2 separate regions of the Mus musculus genome follow, and region 1 is linked to region 2. A link is a loop called in an ENCODE intact Hi-C map of the cell type or tissue named here. Cell type or tissue: heart. All regions are shown on one strand. Each heading gives the region's core, and the rest is flanking DNA. Links, peaks and the distances in the headings are about the cores only. Region 1 overlaps Gm41058 (a long non-coding RNA gene). Region 2 has its middle 80 kb from the start of Gpbp1.

Evidence for each region. Hi-C counts contacts between places; a loop is a spot of excess contacts. Peaks named below come from ENCODE experiments on the same cell type or tissue, not always from the same donor. Only the 100,000 strongest peaks of a DNase experiment are listed, where the experiment ranks them.
Region 1: it touches region 2 in a loop (6-fold over the local background); 41 of 42 quality-filtered maps call a loop at or near these places.

The regions. Positions count from the first base shown.
Region 1 is chr13:110,377,978-110,388,458 of GRCm38, forward strand. It overlaps Gm41058 (a long non-coding RNA gene), which reads left to right. Exons shown (of 3, transcript XR_873950.2): 2 at 3,888-3,997; 3 at 5,179-5,306. Among named protein-coding and RNA genes, the nearest start is that of Plk2, 12 kb to the right of the region's middle. In heart, for the core only: a CTCF peak has its summit at 4,750 (motif pointing right); no DNase peak of the experiment used is centred there.
Region 2 is chr13:111,405,146-111,415,626 of GRCm38, forward strand. No RefSeq gene overlaps it. Among named protein-coding and RNA genes, the nearest start is that of Gpbp1, 80 kb to the right of the region's middle. In heart, for the core only: CTCF peaks have their summits at 5,956 (motif pointing left) and 8,219 (motif pointing left); no DNase peak of the experiment used is centred there; H3K27ac peaks cover 511 bases.

The sequences.
Region 1 (10,481 bases), core at 1,137-9,136, 1.0 Mb before region 2:
AGCTACAACTAATGACTGCAGAGGTAGATACATGGATACATGGATACATGGATGGATGGATGGATGGATGGATGGATGGATGGATGGACAGACAGATAGACTGATAGATAGACAGATAGATAGGCAGAGTGTCAAACAGACAGAGGCAGAGGCAGATAAGGAGGCTCCATCTTCTCCAGGTATGAACTCTGATAGATTAGCCAATCCCAAGTTAGGTCAGCCCTAACACATATGAGCAACATTAAGTGATCTCAGCAGGTTGCCTTTATAAGCATCTAGGTGTGCATTTGTAATAATTATAATTAAAGAATAAAAGGCTATGAATTTGAGAAGCAGAGGGAACATGGAAGGAAACAAGAAGGAGAGGGAGGGGAAGGATGCCGTAGATACAGGTCTCATATATAAAGTTATCAAAATATAAATATAAGAAATATGAATCTACACTGGAAGGAATGTAGGCTCTGGAGGACGGGGAGGGAGCTGTGAAGTGCTGACTTCTGGATACAACATTGCTGTTTCACACAATTCTCACAACAGCCGAGGTCACCTGCAAGATACCTGCACACGACCAAGCTGGTTTTGGCACTGATCAAGAAGGGGCTGTCAAATCCCCACCCCTGACAGGGAGTTTTCAGTAGTTAATGGCTATCAATGGAAAGAGAGTTGTTTTTCCTTTGGGGATGTGGCCACCAGTAAATTGTCCATGCCTCAGTGGATGGCCCTATATTGTGCACAGATAGATAGTTCTAATCAGATACAAGGGATTATTAATAATAATAACTATAATATTAATGAAGTGATGATGGAGTTGAGAGGGGAGGTTCTGCAGGCTTGGAAGGAGATAATGGGGGCAGGATGGATATGATCAAAGCACATTGTATTCTTGTATAAAATTATCAAAGACTAAATACCAGACATTCTTGAAATTCTTATGTTCTATGTATGGAAGGGAGGCCCTTGGTCCTGTGAAGGCTTGATGCCCCAGTGTACGGGAATGCTACGGTGGTGAGGCAGGAGTGGATAGGTGGGTGGGGGAGCACCCTCATAGAAGCAGGGTAAGGGGGGATAGGATAGAGAGTTTGCAGAGGGGAAACCGGGAAAGGGGATAACATGAAATGTGAACAAATAAAATATCCAATTTTTAAAAAGACTATTAGAAACATATCCTTCCTCACTCCTTTCTTATTCTATGGAACCGTGCTTTACACACACTTTGCCTTATACTTGAATTTCACACTGTTTGTGTCTGAGATCCTTCCATATCAATCGTTGCCATGGTTTGAGTTCTGTTTTCACAACTGCCTTCAATACCATTGTGTGAGTTTATCGTCATTCATGTAATCCATATTCTATTTATAGGACCTCAGGAGATTATTATTTCTAAATCAGCGATGTTGTACTGAAAGCCTTGAGCACCACGGGGAAGCTGTTTGTTTCTGTGGATGTCTGTGTGTAAACACTCGAGGCTTTGGAAACCGATAATCTGTCACAGCCCAACTCTACTATTGCAGGACAGTACAAGTCTGTGCGAGCAAATGGGCATGGCTATGTCCTAGTTAGGGTGGCTACTGCTGTGATAAACCCAAAGAGGAAAGGGTTTATTCAGCTTATACTTCCACGGCACAGTTCACCATCGAACGATGTAAGGACAGGAACTCAACCAGCAAGACCTGGAGGCAGGAGCTGATGGAGAGGCCACGGAGGAGTGCTGGTTACTGGCTTGTTCCTTATGGCTTTCTCAGCCTGCTTTCTTGGAGAATCCAGGATCACCAATCCAAGATGGCCCCACCTACAATGGGCTGGGCCCTCCCACATCAAGCACTAATTAAGAAAATGCCCTACATGCTTTCCTGCCTACAGCCTGATCTGATGGAGGCATTTTCCATTGAGGTTCCCTCCTCTCAGATGACTCTAGCTTGTTGACATAAAACTAGCCAGCCTGGCTTGCTTTTCAATAACTCCATACAAAACTCACCTTGGGTTTGGTTAGTCATTTGCTAACGCAGGACAGGACAGACATCATTGTACATATAAGGTCCTATTCATTAGATAACTTTTGAGTGAGTCTGTTTTTCTTACACACACACACACACACACACACACACACACACACACACACACATTCAACCAACTTGCCTTTTTCCAAGATTGAACTAACCTCCATTCCCAGTGTATGGAATGTATGTGAATCAACACTTCATCAGTATAACTTGGCCACAAACTGTCATGTTTTACTAGTTTTGTAGGCATCTCAATATACTTTTTAATCCCAGCTTGTTTGCTTTAAATGAATTTAAGCAAACATAAGAGATATTTGTTTTGTTTTGTTTTATCAACCCTTTACCCTCTTTGTAGAAGTTTTGTATTATAGGAAGATGTGCTTTTTGTGATTTGAGGATGAATTTTTAAATATATCATATTTTATTTGCAATGTATTGACTAATGAAATGTTTTTAGTTAATACATGGTGGTTTGGATGAGAAGGGCCCCCACAGGCTCATATGGTTGCATACCTGGTCCCCAGATGGTAGAACTATTGGGGAAGGATTAGAATTTGTGGCCTTGTGGTTTGAGATGTGTCACTTGGGGAGGGCTCTGAGGTTTCAAAAGGCTGGCATCATCCCCAGCATTCCTCTCTCTCCCTTTTGCTTACAGATCAGGATGTGAGCTCACAGCTAGCTATCCCAGCTCCTGTGCCTTTGTACCTCCATCATGGAACAGCTGAAATAATATGCCCAATTGAGTGATTTATTTTATAAGTTGTCTTGGTCATGGCATTTTGCCACAGGAGTAGAAAAATAACTAAGACATTCTTCAAGCATATTAATGAGTCAGTTCTAAAAAACCATGAAGTCTAATTTCTGTTGGCCAATTACTCCTGAGCATGGAGCCTGCCCTGGAGTGTGGTAGATACACCCAGTGTCACAATATTGAAGAAAACTGAATTCCCCTCTACCAGGAGCTATCAGTTGTGAACACCTTCTTGGCTGGGAGTAGGACTTTGGGTTGACTTCCTTAGCAGCATTGAGATTTCGTTCAGCATGAGCTTGTTCAGGTCTTAGGCACGCTGTCACCGTCTCTCTCTGTGAGTTCATATGTATACCAGCCCCATTATATCTTATAAACTTTCTGCCCTCTCTTCTGTATAAATTCTTGAGCTTTTGGGGAAGGGGTGTAATCAAGACAACCTTTTCATGCCGAGCACTCCAAAGTCTGCTCTCTGCAGGATGGGAATTGCTGTGTTATTATCTGCTGCAAGAAACAACTTCTCTGGTGAAGCTTGAGTGATGAGCTGATCTATGGGTACAGCAGTGTGCATTGCTATGTTCATTTGGCAAAATAAATAATGGGAAGTTTTCTCCTAGAGCCCATGGGTGATCTAGCTTTAGATGCTTGGCCTTATTAACAATATCAGGTTCCATCTCATGGGATGGGCCTTAAATTCAACTTTTAAAAGTGGTTGGTTATTTACCTAACATCTGTGCCTCAATTGCATTGGTGGATATATCTTGTAAGCAGGCTATCCTTGTAGCTTGTAGGGTATATATATATATATATATATATATATATATATATATATATATACCCACATACACATATACATATACACACACATACACATACATACACATATACACAAACACATACACATGTACACATACATACATACACATACACACACATTCACATACACACATATACATACATACATACATACACACTCACATAAACATACACACACATAAACATAAACATACATACACACACACACATACAAACACACACATACACACACACACACACACACACACACACACACACAACTTTCTCACCTTACTACTGAGACATGTGCTCATCTGTGCTCATTGCTACTCTCTTCATTACAGCCTGAAGCTGGAAACTGTCAAGGTGCCCATCAACTGACAACGGACAATGAAAATGTGATACACTGACATAATGGGATGACATCGACTATTAAGAGAAATGAAATTCCCAGGTAAAGGGGTGGAGCTAGAAGCAATCAGCTTGGGTGGGCTAACCCAGACCCAGTGAGACATGTGTGTGTTTTCTTTCTTTCTTTCCCTTTTTTGGTAGATGTTAGCTTTTACACTTTAGACTTGTGAGTTCCATTTGGAATACTCACAGAGGTTAAGTAGATCAGGAGAAGATAAGAATCTTACAGGAAGTGAAATAGAACATGAAGGGATAAAGGGAAACTAGAAGAGGAGAATGAACGGGGTGAGGGATGGGGCCAGGGTAGATTAGGGAATATGAGAGCGACACCTAACATTCAGAATGCTTTGAAAGACTACTGGTGAAGAAACGTCTTAAAATCTATACATAAATAAAAGGAATCTAAATGGAGTTACTACATTACGTAGGAGGCAATACTCTGACTGGACATCACATGCTACCAAATAAAACCGCAGCACCAGAAATACGTTATATCTTTTTGAGTTATTGGCTAAAAGGGTCCCATAGACTGATCTGAGCACTAGAAGCCATTGCCAGGGCTTGGTTACCCCTACGACTTGATGGTAAGACCATATTGCTGAAGACACCACATGCCTATGGGAGAGAACATGGAGAAACCAAGATGGCAGTCAACAGGAAGCTTCCACCTACCACCCTGCTGGCTAGGGTGTTTGTTTGTTTGTTCTATGTGTCTGAGTGAGTTTTGCTTTGATCTTAATTATATCTTTTCTAAGCAGCTTTAACCTTAGCGATGCTTGTCATTTTCAACATTGACCAGCAGAGGGCAGTCGAAGTCCAGTCAATAGAGTCGAGGTTCCCAGTTCAATAGTGCACAATCATGAGAGATTGCTGAAAAAAAAAAAGTGTGTGCAGAAAATAGATGACAAAAATTACCACAAATACGTGAACCAGTGATAAGATAAAGGTGACTTTTGACCAGTTATTTTGATACACTTATGATAAGGCTTTTTGTTGTTGTTTGTTTGTTTGTTTGTTTTAATCAAATTACCAAGAGCTGGCCTGCCAAAATAAACACCTCGGGGGTTGAGGGAGGGTGTTTATTGTGTTTAATATTTAAACCCAAAAGTTAACCCTTTATCTCTTTGGAAGCTCATTTACAAAGTGTTGGATGTTAAATTTCAAAGTCTAATTACGTGTTTTCGGAGGAATATAATACAAAGCTTGCTTTCTTCTTGGCTTCAGGATTGGAGTCTCTGAAGTTGAATGCTATCCTCCAAAAGCTGGTGTGTGTTGGACCCAATACCCACGAGGTCGTATGAGTTCTGTTTTCTTTTCTTTTTTTTAGCTTTTCGAGAGACAGGGTTTCTCTGTATAGCCCTGGCTGTCTTGGAACTCACTCTGTAGACCAGGCTGGCCACGAACTCAGAAATCTGCCTGCCTCTGTCTCTCAAGTGCTGGGATTAAAGGCGTGCGCCACCACTGCCTGGCAAGTTCTGCTTTCTTGAAAGGGAGTAGTAACTTTACAAAAGGGATTGCAGGAAGTATCCTGGATCCCATTCACCCTTGGGGACTCAGCAAGAAAGCTGTGACAGAGTCTGCTGGATCTTGGGCTTCCAGCCTTTAGAAATGAGGGCAATGTATTTCTGTTGTTTACAGATCATCCAAATAAAATCACTGTTTTATAGTACCAGGAATAGACTATAATAGCAAGATACCCATTGCAACTCAGAGTCCAACACATCCAAATCTCAGCCTAAAACCTTAGAAGCACACCTACATATTGAAGTGTTCCTTAGGGAATCACTTTCCTCAGGACACGTGATCATCAGAAATGTTTTCCTTGCCTGGAATTAATGGACAATTTTATTAGAGTTGTTTTTGTTTTTTGTTTTTATTGTTTTTTTTTGTTTTGTTTTTTGTTTGTTTGTTTGTTTTTTTAAAACAAGCTGGGGGGTGGTACACACTTTTAATCCCAGCACTTGGGAAGCAGAGGCAGGCCTAGAACTTGTGTTTGAATCTGCTCTAATATTATTTTATTAGCCAAACAAAAAACTCCAAGAGAGGACCTTGATTTTTCTGACATCGTCTGGTGACTGGGAAGGAATACCTACAAACATTCAGTAGCATAAGGACTTTCAATTCAAGCAGTGAAACTTGGAAGTTGCAGTGTGTAATGGTCTGCCCCACACTATACTCTTCTATTCACACATCTTAACTTGAAATGTTCCCTGCATTGAGTCATTGGTCTAGTGTGAGGCCTCTGGCTTCTGCCACACTATCAATACTGGGTCCTCACTGGGACTCCTCTCAGATATCCCATTGCTGTCCTGTGTCATGGAGATCCTGCAGCTTTGGTCTGCAAGGCTGGCCCCTGTCACGTGTTCCGGCAGTTCATAGGTGGGTTAGATGTTGGGGTGGGCCAATTCAGGGCCTGCTGGTAGCTCAGCTGGGCAGCACTTTAGCTCTTCTGCCCCTGTGCCACCAGCTCCCCCACTTTGCCCAGGTGAGGGGCGGGGCCTGCACTCATGTCCTAAGGACAAGCTCTCCAGCACTGTGCCACCTAAAGGGCAGGGCCTGAGTCTGGCTGCTGATTCTTGAATGCTCAAATAAACGTGTAACAATTTTAACCTGCCTCTTTCCATTCTAACACACATACAGCTTGTCTTTTGTCATTTAGGCGTTCGTTTGGTGAATCAAAGTTCCTTTTTAAAATGTTTTATCTATTTTACATCCCAACCGCAGCTTCCCCGCCCTCCTCTCCTCCCAGTTCCCTCCCCACACTTCCTCTCTCCACTCCCTCTCCCTCCACACACATCCAGTCCTCCTTCCTTTTTCTTCAGAAAAGGGCCAGCCTTGATGAATATCAGCCAACCACAGCACCTCAAGTTGCAATAAGACTAGGTGCTTCCTCTTCTATGAAGGCTGCACAAGGCAACCCAGTGTGTATGTGCGTGTGTGTGTGTGTGTGTGTGTGTGTGTGTGTGTGTGTGAGAGAGAGAGAGAGAGAGAGAGAGAGAGGGAGAGGGAGAGGGAGAAGGAGAGGGAGAGGGAGAAGAGAAAGGAGAGGGAGAGGGAGAGGGAGAGGGAGAGGGAGAGGGAGAGGGAGAAGGGAAAGGAGAGGGAGAGGGAGAGGGAGAGGGAGGGAGAGAGAGAGAGAGAGAGAGAGAGAGAGAGAGAGAGAGAGAGAGAGAGAGAGAGAGAAGGGACCCATAAGCAGGCAGTAGTGTCAGAAACAGAGCCTGTTCCCACAGTTAATAGTTCCACAAGAAGGGCAGACTATACAACTATAATGTATGTGTGTAGGGCTTCGGTCAGTCCCATGCAGGCTTCCCGATTGAAGTCTCTCTGAGCGCCTATGAACTCAGGTTAGCTGACACTGTGGGTTTTCTTGTGGTGTCCTTGAGCCACCTGGCTCCTATAATCTTTCCTTCCCCTCGTCCTCAGATTCCCCAAGCCCTGCCTAATGTTTGGGTGTGAGTCTCTGCATCTGTTTCCATCAATTGCTACCTCAAGTCTCTCTGATGAGAACTGGGCTATATGCCCATTTGTGAGTATAGCAGAATATCATTGACTTTTTTTTTTTTAACCATTCATGTTTAGTTCTAGCGTGGGTCTAGGCTATCCAGTCTCAGGGTCCTGGCCCTCCAGGCAGTATCAGAGATGGTTCTCTCTCATGGCTTGGGGTCTCAAGCTGGACTAATCATTGGTTGGCCACTCCCACAATTTCTGCACTTTTACCCCCAGCACATCATGTTGGCAGGATAAACTGTAGGTTGAAGCTTTTGTGGCTGAGTTGTTGTCCCAATCCCTCCACTGGAAGTCTTGCCTGGTTAGAGATGCCCGGTCCAGGCTCTGTATCCCCCATGGCTAGGAGTCTTAGCTAAGATCGCCCTCATTGATTCCTGGGAGTTTCCACTGCACATGTTTCTAGCTCATCCCAGAGATGACCCACCACATTCCAGGAGTCTTTCCCAGTCCTCTCTCCCTTCATACTCCTCACACCTGATTCCTCCTGTTCCTATCCTCACCCCTACCCCTGTCTAGTCCAATATACTCTCCCCATCCACCCAGAATGTCTATTCTGTTTCCCCTTCTCAGTGATATCCAAGTGTCCTTCTCCTTGAGCCCTCCTTGATGCTTTGGGGATTTGTGAAATGTAGCATGGGTAGCCTTTACTTTAAGGATAGCATCGACTTATAAGTGAGTACTCTTTCTGGCTCAGGATGATTTTCTCAAGTTTCATCCAGTTGCCTGCAAGATTCATTATGTCCTTGTTTTTGATAGCTGGATAGTATTCTGTTGTACAGATGTGACACATTTCCTTTATCCATTCTTTACTTGATGGACATCTAGGTTGTTTCCAGTTTCTGGTTATTATGGATAAAGTTGCTATGAGTGAAGTTGAGCAAGTGTCTTTGTGGGGTGGGGGAGCATCCTCTAGGTACATGCCCAGAAGTGGTTTATCTGGGTCTTGAGGTAAATGGAATCCCAATTTTCTGAGAAATCTCCACATTGATTTCCAGAGATGCTGTACACGTTTGCACTTTCACCATCAATGGAGAGTTTCCCTCACTCCACATCCTCACCTGCATGGGCTGTCACTTGTGTCTTTGATCTCAGCCATCCAGACATGTCTAAGATGGACTCTCAGAGTCTTTTGACTTGCATTTCCCTGATGGCTTAAGATGATGAATATTTTAAAAGTGTTCCTTAGCTATTAGAGATCCCTCTGTTGATAATTCTCTGTTTATGTCCATACCCCATTTTTGAAATATACTATTTGGTTTGTTGATATCTAGTTTCTCAAGTTCTTTATATATTTACATATCAGCCCCCTGTCAGGTGTGGGGTTGGTGAAAATCTTTCCCCATTCTGTAGGTTGACATTTTGTCCCTTTGATGGTGTCCATCACCTTACTGAAGCTGTTCAGTTTCGTGATGTCCCATTGATAATTGTTGCTCTGTGTCTGCCCAGTTGGTGTTCCATTCAGGAAGTCGTCTTCTGTGGCAATGAGTTCAACACTATTCCCTAACTTCCTTTCTATTGAGTTCAGTGTGTTTGGTTTTATGTTGAGTTCTTTGACTCACCTTGGACTTGAGTTTTGTGCAGGACGATGATTATGGATTTGTTTGCACCATACATGCTGACATCCAGTTGGACCAGCATCATTTGTTGAAGATGCTAATTTCCCCCACTGTATGCTTTGGGCTTTTTTTTTTTTTTTTTTTTTTTTTTTTGTCAAAAATCAAGTGTCCTAGGTGTGCGGATTAACACCTGAGTCTTTGGGTGGATTCCATTGATCAACCTGTTTATATTTATGCCAGTACCATACAGTTTTTATTACTATTGCTCTATAGTACAGCTTGAAGCCAGAGGTGGTGATATCTCCAGAAGTTCTTTTATTGTATAGGATTGTTTTATCTATCTTAGGATTTTGTTTTTCCATATGAAGATGAATATTCTTTCAAGGTCTATAAAGAAATGTGTTGGACTATGATGGGAATTCCATTTAATCTGTAGATAGCTTTTAGTAACTCATGAGCATGGGATAGCTTTTAATCTTTTGGTATCTTCAGTTTCTTTCTTTGGAGACATGAAGTCTTGTCATACTGGTCTTTCCCTTGCTTGGTTAGAGTTACACTAAGATATTTTATATTATTTGTGAAGGCTGTTGTTTCCTTACTTTCTTTCTCAACCACATATATCATTTGTATAAAAGATACTTACTGATTTGTTTAGTTCATTCTGTATCCAGCCACTTTGATGAAGGTATTTATCAGCTGTAGGAATTCCCTGGTACAATTTTTGGGGTCAGTTATGTATACTATCATATCATCTGCAAATAGCAATACTTTGACTTCTTTTCCAACTTGTAATCCCTCAGTCTCCTTTAGTTGTCTTATTGCCTAAGACTTTGAGAACAATATTGAATAGATATGGAAGGAGTGGAAAGCCTTGTCTTGTCCTTGATTTTTTATGAGGTAGCTTTGAGTCTCTCTCCATTTAATTTGATGTTAACTATTGGTTTGCTGTATATTACCTTTATAGTGTTTAGGTATGTGCCCTGTACCCATAATGTCTCCAAGACTTTATGATGAAGGGATGTTGGATTTTGTCAAAAGGCTTTTTCAGCACCTAATGAGATGATCACATTTTGTGTTTTCTTTCAGTTTGTTTATATGGTGGATTATGTTGATGGGTTTCCATATGTTGAGCCACACCTTCCTCTCTGCGATGAATCTTACTTGATCATGGTGGATGACATTTTAATGTCTTCATGGATTTGTCTTGAGAGTGTTTCTTATTGAGTATTTTAGCATCAATGTTCATAAGGAAAATTGGTCTGAAATTCTTTTTCTTTTATGAGTCTTTGTGTGCTTTAGGTATCAGGGCAACTATGACCTCATACAATGAGTTTGGCAGTGTTTCTATTTCGTGGAATAGTTTGAAGAGTATTGTTATTACCTCTTTGAAAGTCATTAGGGGCTATAGGTCTATTTATTTTGTTTATCTGACCTTGATTTAACTTTGGTAAGTGGTATCTA
Region 2 (10,481 bases), core at 1,232-9,231:
TATTGAAAAGTTCACAGTCCATTTCCTTATTCACCCTTGGCCTCTGCCCTCCGCGCCACCGCCTTGCATTGCCAACAGAATTGAAGTAACGCAAATTACGTTTCATTTCTTTCTCCGCTTCCCTGAGAGATGTCAGGCAGACGGTCCATCATTTGATGAACTTCACTAAACTGAAATACTGTAGTCCTGTAACCCTAACATCTAATTCAGCATCAGAGCAGACAGGAAGTAGCCTCTACCTCAAGAGGATGCAGGATTGTGAGGTCTCACAACAGCCAGCAAGTACCTGGCTAGTACGTTGCCTATGCCCCATCCTATATACATATGGGTCCTGTTCTTTCTACCAGCATCCTGGTCCCATGTGTGCTGGCTAGTTTTATGACAACTTGACACAAACTAGAGACAGTGGAGAGGAGGGAGCCTCCACTGAGAAATCTGGCTATGAGCCAAACTGTGGGATATTTTCATAATTAGTGATGAGAGCGGAGCAGCCCATTGTGGAGGGGACCATCCCTGGGCAGGTGGTCCTGGATTCTATAGGAAAGCAGGCTGAGCAAGCATCCCCAGCATACTTACCGGGGAGCATGCCAGTAAGTATGGCCTCTTCATCAGCTCCGGCCTCCAGGTGCCAGCCCTGCTTGAGTTCCTGCCCTTACTGCTTTTTCTAATAAACTGTTATATGAAACTGTGAGTAGAATAAAACCCTTTGCAGTGCCCTATAGGAACTTCCAATATCAAACACAACAATGCAGCAGCAACGGGAGAAAGAAAGAAAGAAAGCAATGTTAATCAACATATCAAAAGTTAACATATCAAAACAGTTAAGAGCTAGGGATGTAGCTCAGAGGCAGAGAGACCTGGTGTGTGTGAAGCCTTGGGGCTCAATCCTCATTACAGAGAGAGAGAGAGAGAGAGAGAGAGAGAGAGAGAGAGAGGAGCTACATTATTAGAACCATGAATATTACATAAGTGTGACTCACTGAACTGAGTTGAGCATCTGGTTAATGTGAAAACCCAAGGTGGGTGGATTACAATTTCCCACCCTCAGAAGACTGGAGATTCTCTAGGTGTGGCCCTCCACCCCACAGCATCACCTGAGAGTTTGTATGAAATGCGCATTCTAGGTTCCAGCCCAGATGTTCTGAATCAGAAACTCTCGGTGGGATCGGCACTCTATACTGGAACACACTCTGCTCTAACCCAGTGGCATGCAAACATTTGAAAGCCAGTGGAAGAAACACGTGTGACCATTCAACACGCACGCACGCACCCACCCACGCATGCATGAGCTGTAGCACGAGGCAGTGTGAGAGTGTCTGTTTCTTGTGTGTGAGCCCCAGCTCAGGTCTGGAGAGGGCTCAAAGTGAATATGCGTTCTAGAATTCCAGCCTCAGCCCAGGTCTGGTAGGTCTGGGAAGTTTCTCTGTTTTCTCTTAACCAGCAGGTCCTTTCCTCGAATCTCACAGGGTGAGGGTTTGTGTGCCAAGGTGAGACTGTCATAGTGAGCTGCTAAGTTGCACTGCTCTCATCCAAATTGTATTTTAACTCTGTAACCGAGGACCCCAGAATCCCAGGTCCTATGCTCCTATGACAGGCTCTGTGTTCCAGTGAGGCTCTGTGCAGTTAAGGGCTCTGGTGAACTCAGAGTTGATTCTGTTGGGCTTAGGAACAGAGAAAGCAACTGGAATTTTTCCCTGTGGAAACAAACGCAAGCCAGCCTTCACAGACCTTCTCCCGAACTCTATTTCCATTTACAGCAGACTAGAGGATCCTGAAGACAACTTTCAAAGTCAGATGAAACACACAAAAATATTTTCATGAAAGGATCAAATAGCAAGCGAGAGAGTGAGCAATTGCTTGGCAATGGTCTAGGGGAAACTGGAAATTTGGAGACGCAGGACCTACATCTAGGGCTGTCACTGCCCCTGCGAGGCAGACAGAAGACAAGACAGTACGTTTGTCATTTTATGAAAATACCAGGAAGAAAAAGAAGACTCTCAGGAGATGCCAGTGCTGGGTGAACGGGGCTTCCCGAGGTTGGGGGCGGGGCTTCCCAAGGGCTGTATCCTAGAGAGGACCACGTGTGTGTGTGTGTGTGTGTGTGTGTGTGTGTGTGTGTGTGTGTGTGTTGCTTGCCTGCAGGTCTCAGTTTCTCAGTTCAAGTAACATGACACTGGATTCTATATCTAAACACCTCCAGGCACCTAGTGAGAGTCAAATAAAATCTTCTCCAAAAGAAAATATCGTATTAAGTCTCAAGTTATTTTTGCAAATTAAGCTTTTTAAATCCAAAGTCCAGCACATGACACGAGGTAAAATTGTACCTCTGTAATCGAGGTGACACATTCTTATATTCCAGCATTTGGGAGTCAGATGGAGGAGAACTATAAGTTCAAGGACAACCCTGACTATACAACGCATTCTAGACATAACATAGTTAAGGCATCTTAGAGACAGAGCAGGGGACAACACCACCATTCACCCCTTGTCCTTACAATAAGGCTCAGGTCTGAGCCCTGGACTAAAATTCTGACAGAAGCCAAAGAAACTGTGGAATGCATTGATATATATGAAATAAAATCGCACAGAGTTAGCTGTATGGCGGTCCCCAGTTCAAGAAACATAGCTTCCAATTGCTCTATCGGGACTCTAAGGAATGGAGCAGTCAATCAGAAACTTAGGAAGGGCAAAGACTCCTGGCTGGGGCACTGGCCCTGGGGAAGCATTTGCTGTGGTCCATCTAACTCTGATCCTTGTGTGGCTTCCCAAGCCAACAGCAGACGGACAGACAGAACCCAGCAACATTCAAATAAGGTATTCACGGCTTTCCCATGCAAAAATGAGTTCCCTATTATTTATTCCTTAGGTGCACAGAGAGAGAGACAGGGAGCAGTCTGAAGGAGAGACTGCCACTGACAGACAGCAGTGCACAGTCTTTTGTCATGCACAAATCAAGGCAGGGGGGGGGGCAGTCATTCTTAGCCTGTCTGTGCTGTAGATTTTCCCTTCCTCAGAGCATCAGTACCACAAGTGACCCCTTTGTCTGTGTATCCTCTTCACTTTGAGGCAGGATTCCAGGTTCCTCAGGAGCCATCCAGTATGTGTGTGTGTGTGTGTGTGTGTGTGTGTGTGTGCATGCATGTGTGTATATGCATGCGTGCATGTGTGTGTGCATGCGTGCATGCGTGCGTGTGTATGTGTGTGTGTGTGTGTGAGAGAGAGAGAGAGAGAGAGAGAGAGAGAGAGAGAGATCAGACACATTTCCTACGTTAGTCTGACCTCAAAATGCCTCCTCGGTAAATACGCTGTTGTGTTGTCTCTTATAAAATATCCACCCCTGTTTTTGCTGTAGAAAGACAGAAAGAAAGAAAGAAAGAAAGAAAGAAAGAAAGAAAGACCTTGAACATGCAAAGAATTTTTCAAGTTTCACCTGAGGCTCAAGACAGAGGTATGAAGTCTCCTGGCATGGAGGAAGGGTCACAGAGTCAAGGGCAGGCTGGTCAGAATTTCTGCATATTTCTCTCTCTCTCTCTCTCTTTCTCTCTCTCTCTCTCTCTCTCTCTCTCTCTCCCTTCCCTTCCCCCCTCTCCCTTCCCCTCTTCCTCCCTTCCCCTCTTCCTCCCTTCCCCTCTTCCTCACCCTGTTTCCTTAGAAAGACAATCCCAAATAAACCACAGAAGTTCTTTGAAGCCCAGTTCACCCTTGTACTGGCTAGTTTCATGTCAACTTGACACAGCTGGAGTTATCACAGAGAAAGGAGCTTCAGTTGAGGAAATGCCTCCATGAGATCCAACTGTAAGGCATTTTCTCAATTAGTGATTAAGGGGGAAAGTCTCCTTGTGGGTGGGGCCATCTCTGGGCTGGTAGTCTTGGTTCTATAAGAGAGCAGGCTGAGCAAGCCAGGGGAGGCAAGCCAGTAAAGAACATCCCTCCATGGCCTCTGCATTAGCTCTTTCTTTCTGACCTCCTTGAGTTCCAGTCCTGACTTCCTTTGGTGATGAACAGCAGTATGGAAGTGTAAGCTGAATAAACCCTTTCCTCCCCAACTTGCTTCTTGGTCATGATGTTTGTGCAGGAATAGAAACCCTGACTAAGACAACCATGAAACCTTATATTCACAAAAGAAGTAAACAACCATAATGGGGCAGGCTTCGGTTGAGGTTTTCTGGACGATGGGGTACAGTGTTTAGTGAATAAGATGAACATCCCATGTCGGGAGAAGCAACTTTGGGTGAGGTGCTTGGGGCTATTGGAGTCCTCGGAAAGAGAAAGAGAAAACAGGGAGAGATCATACAGCAGTCACAAACTCAGATTAAGTGGGCCTGTTGCTGCCTTTGCTAGAGTCAGCTAAGACCGCCTCAGAATCAGAGCTCTGGCTTGACGTGGTAGCATGGTACAGAGGCTGTGTTGAATGGCATTGCCCTTCAGAATGAACGCAGAGCTTGATGCATTGAGACCTAATCTTCAAGCTAGGAAACAAGCATTGAGGCTTTATAATTCCCTTTGAAGGATAACAACTCCTGGAGACAGGAAATGAAACACGTTCCCAAAATTAGCCTGCTGATAGGTGGCAGGTGCTGGCGCTGAGACACCCATTCCTTCTAAGACTTCTATCACTCAGCCATTTGAGTAAATGTCCCAGCTCCTGTATCCAGTAGGTGGGGCCCATTGTGTCATGTGCAGTCAAGTCACTGAGGTTTAAAAACTAAGTTTTGATGTCAGTGTAGCCTAACCAAGATCCTGTCACTACAGCGGCTGTAATATACTAACTGCTCCACCCTGTGTGTGTGCGTGTGTGAGCGTGTGTGTGTGTGTGTGTGTGTGCACACGCGTGTGCATGTGCGCGCGCTCGCACAGACTAGTTTAAGTAATTTTCTTGGAAACTTATTTGAATTCAAAATAGACTTGCAGCATTTTTGATAGATTGTGGGTGGATGGATGGACAGACAGACGGACAGTGAACGGGAATACTAGCAATGATCTAGCATGGATATTCGTGTCTTGGGAGCAAACCCCAGTTACACTTCTCCCTGCCACAAATCTATACCACAGACCAACACTAAGAAAAATATAATTTAGTAGAAGAAGGTGAAGTCTGGGATCTACTTCAAATCTGATTCAGGGGCACAATTTTCCTTAAGAGACACTCTCTAGAATGACTTCGTTTTATAAGTGAGGGAGGAGAGGTTACGGAACTCACTCAAGGTTGCATAACTCATGAGAGACCGCCATCATAACCCAGTGCTCCAAGCTCAGTTGGCACCTCTATTAGATGTTTTTACCAGAATATATCACCCAGTACCAACCATGTGAGTCCCGGAGACAGAGCTCCACTCTCTGCCAGCAGTGACCACACTCAGCCATCATATACAGCCAAATGTGGCACGTCTTTTCTCCCACAACTTAGACGGGGGAATCAGAAGCGGCAACTGAGAAGATATCCTGGCTTATCAGTCCCATCTTAAGCAGAGGAAACAGGATTAGAATGAAGCACCGAGCCAAATCCAGCACAGCTTTCTGACTGTCCAGTGCATCCTTCGAGACACTACAGGGTCATCCCTATGAGCACGCTCACAGGACCCCACCCCACCCCACCCCCCAGGGTTTACAATCCGTAACAGAGAGAGAGAGAGAGGCTGCCTCTCCCCAGAAGACTCAGTATGTCCTAAGAGGACCAAAGTTAGCAGTCTTTGAAAATGAACTGAGAGAGGTCCCTGCAGAAACACTACCTACAAGTGTGTGTGCTTGGAAAGCAAATCATGGAGCCAGGGAGGTGATGTGGAGGAAAACACAAAGCAAGCACAAAGATTTGAGTGAGGCTGGGTGCAGAGAAGCATCTTGAATATCAGGGCAGCTCTTTCTTGACGCTAGTCAGCAAACACCTCCTCTTTTACAGGAAAACAGCTTTGGAGCTCGAATGAATTTTTGCCGACAGTGTTTTGCCGCCCTCTAGTGTTCGATTTTTAATTTTAAAAAGGCATTTAACACACCTGGATTAACGTGGCCTTTCATCCCTTCCAGTCTCCTGGAAGTTAATGGTTTTTGGACTGTCATTGCACTAGGCAGATTGAATCACAAACGTCAGTTAAAGACACAAGTTTCGTTGCTGTTTACTAACACAGGATCTTAGTATATAGCTCAGCCTGGCCTTGATCTCACTATCTTCCTTCCTCATCCTCCCAAATGGAACATGCATGCACGATCATGCCTGGTGCATGTTATAATAGACTCTTATGAAAATGTAACATACACATATGAGTGAACATTGTGAACAATAAATATGCTGTACAGTTAAAAAGAAAGCTAGGGTGCTTTCATTTTGTTTTTCTTCACCAAAAATACTGCAAATATTTGAGAAGACAGACATGTTTGTCATCATGTAAACGTCACATAAAATGTACATTTATCAAGACATCATGTGGTACTGATAAATATGTAAAGATGTGTATACCAATTTTAAAATAATACTTCTAAAAATCTAATACTTACCTGACAACTTCTTAGCACATAAATGTCCTTTCTGGGTATAGAATTTCAGTTATGTGCTATGCGTGCATTCTTGAGATCTCATGTGCAATAAAAAGGATGGCCACAACACATAGCCCTGTATTATTCAGTTTAAAAGGAAATTTTTACAAACGTTCTTTCTGCCTCTCCCTCAGATACCACCCACTAAACTGGGTTGCTTGAGTCCCACAAGCAAGGAGGAAACTCGAAAGACCACATGATAAAGCCAGGCTGTAAGTCACTATCTGGGTTACTCTAATATAGTTTAAGAAGAAAGTAACGCTATGCCTGAGAGAAGTCTTCAGTGCTCCGGTGATTTCCCAACCAGATCAGGCATCTGGAGACTAGTGTTTTATGTATAGAACCTTGACCCCAGAGCTTTTGAAAAAGTAGCATCAAGATATATATAAAAGAGAGGCGAGTGCGAGGCGATGTTTCCTGCCATGATGATAATAGATTAAACCATTATCTGAAATGCAAGCCATTTTTTTTTAAGTAAGAATTGTTGTGGCCATGGTTTCCTCTTCCGAGCTATTGAAACCCAAACAAGGACAGGGTATACTTGGACTTGGACGAAGAACCATCAATGAGAAGAGGATGCTAGGTAGGGGACACCAAGGAAAGGGGCGCATGCTGCACACATGCCCCAAGGTCCTAGCGCTCAACCTTCTTCTGTGCTCTCTCATCAAACAACACACAGCCTGCCCCGTGAATTAGCTAACAGCAAAGTTATAGAAGGGATGAGGATGGAGAGCGTAAGACAACCTTGTCTGCCATCATGCCACTGTGGACTGCTGCCCGCCCTGCACTTATGATCACTCTTGGTAACCAGTAGTCAGTGTCTGCTGATAGATATATATACCAATGATCAATACACCACCTCTGTGGAACAGAGGTAGGACTCCTGAATTCCTATTTGAAAGTTTTGTGTGTGTGTGCATGTGTGTATATATATATATGTGTATATATATATATATATATATATATATATGTATATGTATATATATGTATATATATATTAAAGAATTATTACATTTGTTAAAGGACTTGTCATATATGGCAGGATTTATTTTTAAAACTGCCTTACAGAGGTGGACATTCATTGAAGTGGGGCGGCTAAGGATCTAGTGGGAAAGAAAGGTGTCATTCACCAAGACTCTTTGGTACCTTTTTTTTCCCCCAGAGAGTGGGATGGAGTGGAGTGGGGGGACATAGTTTCTCTGTGTAGCCCTGGCTGTACTAGAACTTGATCCATAGACCAGGCTGGCCTCAAACTTGACATCCACCTGTCTTTGCCTCCTGAGTGCTGGGATTAAAGGCATTCACCGCCACCACCAGGCCCTTCGGTACATTTTTAAATGTGTGTTTTGTTGTCAAATTACTTTTAAAAAATACATGTTTTTCCCCAAGGCAAAGTAAAGTCAGTGTCTAAAATGTCTGATTCTGGACCCTGGAATTGGAGAGAATGTGGAGGAGGGAAGCTATCTACTGAATCATTTAGTAGTTTGGTGGCCTTGTTTTTGTATGTAAAAAGCATTTCTTTCATAACTCTTGGGATTCTTGCAACAAGATACCTGTACAATTCTATGCATATATTAGCCTCACTTCCGTCAGAAAAATTAAAGCCATGATACTTTCTGGATACAAAGTTTAAACATTATCATGTGTGCTGTGCGAGTAGACATCAACAGCTCTTTGGCCCCCTCTGCTGGTCACTGAGATATATACCTGTGAAAATGATCTTCGAATATATTTGACATTTGTTGTCATGTCAGAAAAGGAATTATTTCCATTTCTGTGAGTCCAAAGAGCCTTTCTCCTTGGCCGATAATTTCACAAAGATCAAAGATATGTGTTTCTAAATGCTTCATCTGTATACAGAATACCAAGTAGAAATTTGCTAATCCCAGCACTCGGGAGGCAGAGGCAGGCAGATTTCTGAGTTCGAGGCCAGCCTGGTCTACAGAGTGAGTTCCAGGACAGTCAGGGCTACACAGAGAAACCCTGTCTCGAAGGAAAAAAAAGAAAGAAATTTGCTTCTGACTTTTGCTTGCTTTTCAGGTAGATTCGAGGAGCTACAGACAGAAACACTGGAGATTCATGAGTAGTCACAGTCTAAAGTTACTGATCGCTGGGCAGTGGTGGCACACGTCTTTAATCCCAGCACTGGGAGGCAAAGGCAAGCAGATCTCTGAGTTCAAGGCCAGCCTGGTCTATAAGGTAAGTTCCAGGACAGCCAAGGTTACACAGAGAAACCCTTATCTTGAAAAGCCAAAATAAACAAGCAAAAGAACAACAAAAAACCCAACAGTCTAAACCTTCCCCAACTCCTGTTCAGGAGAGGATTGTTCTGGAAGAGAGCCAGTACTAGCGAGAATCTACAAACATTAGGTACTAGATACTATTCTTGTGTATCTGGTGGGCATAGATAATTCCAGGGTACCCTATGGATTGTCACTATTTTGGATTACAAATGCAATATACAATTGCCTTTAAAGCTATACAACACTTTATTGTTTGTAAATTTTTAAAATCTCCTCCAGTCAGGTAGAGCACATGCATGTATCCAAGAACCTGTGAGGAAGCCGGAAGATTGTGAGTTCGAAGAGAACCTGGCTACACTGACTAACTCTGTGGTAAAATTCTGACGTGCAAGCAGTTCACATTCTACCGCTCATAGCAAGCCGAGCGTGACAGCACAAATGTGTAAGCCTGTTTCTTAGTTAGGGTTCTATTACTGTGAAGAGATACTACGACCAAGGCAACTCTTATAAAAAGAAAGCATTTCATTGGAGCTGACTTACAGTTTCAGAGGTTCAGTCTATTATCATCATGGCAGGAAGTATGGCAGCATGCAGGCAGACTTGGTGCTGGAGGAGCTAAGCGTTCTACATCATGATCCAAAGACAGCCCAGGAAGAAACTGTCTTCTACAACCAATCAAGAAGAGGCTCTCTTCCACACTGAGTGGAGCTGAGCATAGGAAGAGATCTCAAAGCTCCCCCTGAGAGCAACACATGTCCTCAAACAAGGCCATGCCTCCTAATAGTGCCACTCTCCGTGGGCCAAGCATTCAAATACATGAGTCTATCACCACCAAACCTATCCAAACCACCACAACTGAGTACCAGTGAGTGGAGACTGGAAGATGCCTGTGTTTGCTGGCCAGTTAGTCCAGCCAATCACTGAGTTCCAGATTCAGTATAAAGAGTCCCTGTGTGGTGGTTTCAGACCCTATCAGGTAACATGAAAAGCACCACACACACTACATACATAGGCTCATATATTTGAATGTTTGATCTCTAATTTGTAGAAATGTTTTGAGAAGAGTTAGGAGGTATGGGCTTATTGGAGGGGTTTTGTCACTGGGGACAGGAGGGAGGTGAGCTTTGAAGTTTCGAAAGCCCACGCCAGGCTCATTCTGTCTTTCCTCCAACTTGCAGATAAGATCTACTGCCCAAGCACCATGCCTGCCTGCCTGCCTGCCTGCCTGCCTGCCTGCCTGCCTGCCTGCCTGCCTGCCTGCCTGCCTGCCGCCACGTTTTCCACTGGTCATGGACTCACCCTCTGAAACTATAAGCAAGTCCCCAATTAAATACTTTAATTAGTAAGTTGCCTTTGTCGTGATGTCTCTTCAGAGCAATAGAACAGTAACTGAGACCCCCTACCCCAAAAACAACAACAACAACAAAACAAGATAAAAAAGTAATAAAGAAAGACACCTGGCATTGGTCTCTACCCTCCACAAGTGCATATAGGAAGCATAAACCTGTATGTATTGTATACACACACAGAAGTAAAATAAAAATTTTAAAACTTCCTTTGGATTATGAAACAAAACATATATTTGTACATTCTTTTAAAGGCATTTCCACAAAATTAAATAAAGGCAACTCCTTAGAATCTATTTTTAAAATCGTCTTTAACTTTTTATTCTCTGTGACCCAAAAATAATACATTTTACCTCTGTGAGTT